Regions from separate parts of the Homo sapiens genome. Here region 1 is linked to region 2. The links are chromatin contacts, found by Hi-C in ENCODE. All regions are on one chromosome and are shown on one strand. Each heading gives the region's core, a stretch centred on a gene start or an enhancer-like site at or near the end of the contact. The rest is flanking DNA. Distances are from core to core; before and after follow the strand shown.

Region 1 (2,836 bases), core at 321-2,820, 2.4 Mb after region 2:
AATAAAAAAGGAAGAGCTTAAACTCCTACATGATTCCTGTCTTTGCGCTGGGAAGAAGGCTCTGGGTTCTTTTGTTCTTCAGGACAGTCCCTTGTAAAGCTCTTGCCATAGTTCTGTTCCAGGGGCACTGTCATATTTATACCTAACAAAGCTAAGGGGTGTCTTTACATTTTTAGCTTGTTAGCAGGATGCTTATATGGCCTTGCTGACCCGGTTTAAAAGTTGCAATTTGCAAAATACATACTGAAAATACTGCACTTTTACCTATGGAAGTTGTAATTTATATAAGGAAATTGTAATTTATATAATCCTTTAAAAAACTTACTCATACGAAATAACAGAGAACGGGGAAATACCATTAAGACTGTCATGCTCAAGTGGGGGAGGGGCAGACTCAGGGAAACCAATTAGGAAGCAAGTAAAATAATCCACGCACCAGATGATGGGGGCCTGGACCAAGGTGGTGACAGTGGCGGTTGAGAGAAATGGTAGAATTGTGAATCTATTCTGGGTGCATTTTGAAGGCAGTGCTGACAGACTGAAGGTGAGGAAGAGAAAAACAGGACTCAAACAGGATGCAAGACTCGGGCAACTGGAGGATGGAATTTCCAGCAACTATGATGGATTAAGATTGTGGGAGGACAGGCTTGGCTTGGGGAATTATTGAGCGCTATCTTGGACGAGCTGTGTTTGAGATGCCGTAGACATCCAAGTAGGGATGTGGCAGGCAGCTAAATGCAGGGATCTGGTGTTCAGGGGAGGGGCGAGGGCTGGGAATGCACACTTGGGGCTCACTGGAATTCAGATAGGCTCTGAGTACAGGCGACTGGATGAGTTCATCTAGGGATTGAGTGTAGACAGAAAAAAGGCTCAAGCTCACATTCAGCCGTGAAAACTGGTCTCTGAAAAAAGTTAACCGTTGGCTTAAGTGTGGCAACGAAACGTTAACACGCTGAGGGGAGGGTGTGGATAAAGAGCCCCGAGGCTGGGTGAGTGGGGGACAAACACAGACAGAGAAGACATTTCAAAAGATTTAGATTCCTACGAGATAGGGAGATGCCAGCGCTAAGGTTAGAAAGAAAAACTAATCCAAAGCAAAACAGCAAGTAAGCAGAGGCAAAATCGGAGGTCAGATAGAAGATTCAGATAGAAAAACCCCAAAGTTCCCTCGGTGGGGCGGCGGTGAGATCGGCCTCCGCCCCCTCGCCAGACCCAGGCGCGGCCCCGGGAGCGCTAGGTCACCTCGGCCCAGGCCGTCCCCCTGCCCAGCGGGCCTGAGAGTACGTGTGTCGCCGGGGCGCCCGGTCACTGCCGAGCCGGGGTAGCTGTTCCTTGGCAAACTGTGCCGCGAGGAGGAAACGGCGGGGCGCCAGCGAGGCAGGCAGGGGCGAGGACTGAGTGACCGGCGATACTGGAAGCCCAGAAAGAGCGTAGCAGGAGGGTCCGGAAGGGCCCAGAGCTGGGGCTGTAACAGGGTAACCGGCTGAGGGGGACGACGGCAGCAGCGGGGCCGTTACCTGCTCCGCGCTGTTCCCACGACTGCGCCAACGCCGCAGCGCCGGCGCGTCCCCATGGAAACCCGCGCGCGGGGCCTCCTGGGAAGCGCCGGCCTGCGGGGGCTGGGCGCGCGCATGCGCACTCGGGCAGCAGGAGCCGCGGCGGGGAGGGGCGTCTTGGGCCTGGAGGTCAGTGTGGCCTCGCGTTTGTCTTCGGTGACGGGAAGTGAGTTTCTTGTGTAGACGTCTGTAAACGATCCTCCTGCCGTCCCTGTTCGGCGCCCGGGACCCTGCCTTCCCGCGTGGCCGCACCGAGACGAGGGAGCCTGTCACGCGCTCTGGCGCTCTCCTGACCTCTTAAGGCTCTGTCAGTCTTAGGTAACTTGAGTCAGTAGGTGGGTGTAGACGCCTGGTCAATTCCTGGGAAGCACAGTTCCCCTATTAACCCCTTGTCATAAAGACGATTTTTTTTTTTTTTTTGTAAAACAAAATCTGATGACAAAACAATGCATGTTTGGCATAGAGAATTTAGAAATGTACAGGCAAGTCCAAAGCAAAAGTCAAAATCACCTAGATGATGGAGTTATAGATGTTTTTTAATGACAGCATAGGAATTTGGCATAATTTAGGAAGACTTACATTGTTTCCTTTTATTTATTTACTTTTTTTCCTGCATCAAAGCCATGTTGAATATCCTTGCAGATGAATCTTTGAGGTCACCCCTGACTGTTTCCTTAGGATAAATTCCTACAAGCGAGGTTGCAGGGCCAAAGCATATGCTCACTTTGAGGCTTTCTAAAGGTAGAGGGAAACTGCCTTCCAGTAAGTGTCCCGATACTTGGCCCGCATTGGAAATTCTCTTTTTTCTTAAAATTTTTTTGCCCATTTTATTGTCAAAAATTGGCATCTTTAATTGTATTCACTTCCTTTTTAGTAGGAAGAATAGACTTTTTCCCATATCTTGAGTGCCATTTGTCCTTATTGTGTGATTTGCATTTTCCTGTCTTTTGTCCATTTTAAAACTTGACATTCATCTTTGTAAAAATGGGTTTTGTAAGGACTTTTGATGCTTGAAAACTTGGCTTGTGATATACGTTGCAAATATTTCCTCAATTTGTCAGTTACCTTTAATTTTGTTTACAGTGTATTTTGGTATTTGTGTAGAGTCAAGCTTATTACATTTCTCTATAGTTTCTGCATTTGGTTTTTATATAAAAGGAGAAACGGGTGTTTTTTTTCAAATTGACTTTAATCCTACTTTGGTAGAAGTGGGTTAGGACAAGCTTTCTCTCCATATCACCATTTCTTCCTCTAGAAATGCATGACCCACCCTGAGTTTT
Region 2 (3,063 bases), core at 159-2,658:
TTAAGGGAGATCCAGGACGCAAACGACACACCTTTCAACCCGACTTCTCTGGCCTACTTCTCCTGTTCCCCAGATCCCGCAGGGCACACTGGTGACATCACAAGCTCCTCGGGTCCAAACCCTCTCACGCCCTCATTCAAGGCCTTTCCACTTCTTCCCTCCCTCTTACTCTTTCCTAATCAGCATCAGTGCCAGGGGGAAAGGCCTCTGTAGAAAGCCTTGACTTTCCAGTCTGGTTTCAATGTCTCTCCACCGTGCTCCCTGACACTCATCACACTGAGCATTAACTGTAGATTTACCCATCTGTCTCCTCCACAAGACCACGACCTCCTTAAGGGCAGGGACCAGGCTTTATCCACTTTGCCATCGCGTCTGGTGCTGTATAAATATTTGTAGAGACTAAAACCTCCTAGGCTAGTGCTGGCACACGGAACACTCAGCAAACACGAGATCCCTTCAGATTTTCTTAAAAAGAGACATAGGGAGAAAGAATCAACAGTTCATGTGTGCACAGTCTAACCAATGTATTCTTCCCTTGTCACTGAACGCCAGAAAAAGCCCCTGGCCATCCATCAGGAAAGTACTTACTGAAGCCAAATTGGGAGCTTAAGAAAAGAACAAAGCCATAAATCGCTCTTTCTGGCAATGGCGACGGTGAATTTTCCACCATTTTTCCTGGGGCTTTAGACAATCTGTGGAAAAGGAACACAATCAGCGTCAGCGATGTGCTCCGTGGCACCATTGATCCATTCTCGCCTCCTCGCTCCGCCGCGGGTACGGCCCCCGCCGCGCAGAACCGCCTCCCGCGCCTCCGTCCGCAACCCGCGCCCCCGCCTCGAGCGCATACAGACACCCAGGCTGGCGCGCGCCCCGCAACAGAAGGGGTGGCGGAGGATAGGGCAGGGAGGGGGGTTCTGGGGCGATAGACGCGCGCTCCAGCTCTGCAAGCGTGGCCTCCCTGTGGGAGGGGAGGGCAGGGAACAAGGCTCGCGCGGCGCCCACCAGCATGCGGGCCTACTAGGTCGCGGCGCCCAGGCCCCGGGCCCTGCCCATTCGTGGAGACTTCTATTTCTCATTCGAGGCGGGGTATGGGGGGGCCCTCGACCTCGGGTCCTTCATACGCCCACCCAGGCCCCTCCCGACACCTCGGCCACCTCAGCGCTGAGTTCTCCGCGCAAGCGCCGACTGGGGAGCCGCAGTGGGGAAGAGGAAAACCTGAGGGAAAGGCCTAGGCGCGACGGCAACCCCCACCCTGGCGCAGGCGCACAACGACCCTCCCCGGGTGGGAGCCAGCGAGCGCGGGGGCGGGCGTGATCCCGCGGCTCGCGACGGCGAAGGAGGGGGCGGTGGGGTGCGACTGCGCACGCGCGCTGCCAGCCCACGTGACGCACCTCGCTTCAACGCCGCCACCCGCTCCCTCCCGCCGTCGGCTGACGTGGAGGGCCGGAGGTGGCGGCGGCGGCGGCGGCGGCTGCTGCTGCTGCTGCCCGCGTCCGAGGCTCGCGGGCGGCGGGCCCGGGTGAGTGCACACCCGGCGCGCTGCCGGGCTCCCGGATGTGTCACCTTGTCCCGCTGCAGCCGAGATGCCGGGGGAGCGGGGCCTTCCACACCCCCTCCGTGGGTGTGTGGTGAGTGTGGGTGTGTGCGCGTCTCCTCGCGTCCCTCGCTGAGGTGCCTACTGTGTCTGCATGGGTTGGGTCCCGCGCGATGAGGGGGTGTGGCCGCCATTGCCTACCCCAGTGGGTTTGCCCCCTTGGTCTGGTGCCCCTTCGCGAGCGAGGCCCTGGGATGCCGGTGCGAGGGTGTGAGTAGTCCCTTTGTGCGCAACCCCCCGCTGCCCGTGCCTCGGCCGGTGCGTGGCTGACACCTCCGCTGGGTGGAGGCGCTCGCGTGTCGCCTCGTCGCCCCTTTTGTGTCGGTGTCCGCGCTCCCTGGCGGCTGCGTGGGCGCTCTCGGCCTTGCAGGTGGCCCCCCTTTGTGTTACTGCCCCTGTCTGTGGGCTGCGCGTCCCCTAGCGCGCGTGGCCGCGCCTTCTGCAATTGCGACCCCCGCCTAGAGCCTTGCTCGCGCAAGTGTGCGTCCTTGCGTGTCTCCGAGTGACGCAGAGTGTCTGCGCATGGGTCCTGTTGAGTGCGTGATCTCTTGTGTGCGGATTTAATTCTGTCGAGTGGGTATCTCTTGTGTGCAGGTTTCGTTGGTGAGCGTGAACGTTCGTGCACACCCCTTGCTGTGTGTGCGTGTCACGACTCTGTTGCCACCTGTTTTCGTGTGAACTGGCAGTCCAGTCCAGGGCCTGTCCCCACGGAACGGACCCAGGAGGGGGGTAACCTCGCCGCTCCCCTCGCCCCCGCGCCTCTTTCTGAGCATTCTCTCCCACAGACGCTAATGGGAAGGGGGGTGGACAGGATCGAGTCTGGCCAGCTGCTCCGCAGTGTTGACGCTGCCAGTGTGGCCTCTTCAGCCAGCCTGTTCAGGAGACAGAATAGGGGGATCAAAGATAAAAAATGAAGCCGAGACGTAGGTGAATTTGGGCTGGTACCAGTGCGCCGTGCCTTTTCCAGTGGCGCCCTGGACGCCAAAACCCCCTCAGTTGCAGAGACCTTTCAAAATATATGCACTCTCCTACTGGGCGATGCGGTCCTTAGGCGTTCTTGATGATATTTAATGGTTTATAGAGTATTTTATGGCATTCACCTAAATCTCTTTCCATTTTGCCCAAGATCCTGGCGAGGGAAACAAGGTAGAAATTTTACAGATTTTACTCCTCCGGAGAGAGCCTTTTCCTTATAACTACGACTCTAGTTAGGACATTTTTTGTTGCAAGAAATTTGCGATTTATCCTAAGGAAAATGGGATATAGTATAAGGATACCTAGGGTAAGAAACTTCAAACCCCTTAGAGACCCAGCTACTGCTCCGATTGCTCAAGGTTTCGTGCTCTGCGCTCAAGGGCTGCGTTTTGGTGTCTTTGTTCTGCCCAATTTTCTTATTGTCTAATTTTCCTTTTTTTCTTTTAATTTTTGGAATATTTCAGATATCAAATACAGAGGGGGAGCTAACCAAT

What was found. Hi-C counts contacts between places; a loop is a spot of excess contacts on that map. Pooled maps may share reads with other maps.
Region 1: a loop to region 2 is called in a map of CD8-positive, alpha-beta T cell, with 10 times the contacts of the local background. The contact joins the promoter of LCA5L here to the promoter of TTC3 in region 2. A Hi-C loop is called at or near these places in 1 of 168 maps with a recorded cell type or tissue (CD8-positive, alpha-beta T cell), 2 of 37 single-sample maps with no recorded cell type and 8 of 50 pooled maps.

What each region holds. Positions count from the first base shown.
Region 1 is chr21:39,444,208-39,447,043 of GRCh38, forward strand. It overlaps LCA5L (lebercilin LCA5 like), which reads right to left and starts at 1,571. Exons shown (of 11, transcript NM_152505.4): 1 at 1,518-1,571. All of the region lies in intron 8 of GET1-SH3BGR (GET1-SH3BGR readthrough), which reads left to right. MIR6508 (microRNA 6508) reads left to right here and starts at 2,803; the gene lies at 2,803-2,836. It also overlaps a transcript of SH3BGR not described here. RefSeq lists a silencer at 1,482-1,741.
Region 2 is chr21:37,071,846-37,074,908 of GRCh38, forward strand. TTC3 (tetratricopeptide repeat domain 3) reads left to right here and starts at 1,409. Exons shown (of 46, transcript NM_001330683.2): 1 at 1,409-1,628. It overlaps PIGP (phosphatidylinositol glycan anchor biosynthesis class P), which reads right to left and starts at 1,226. Exons shown (of 5, transcript NM_153682.3): 1 at 1,155-1,226; 2 at 589-692. The coding sequence starts at 670. RefSeq lists silencers at 697-976, 1,217-1,536, 1,757-1,816 and an enhancer at 1,124-1,418.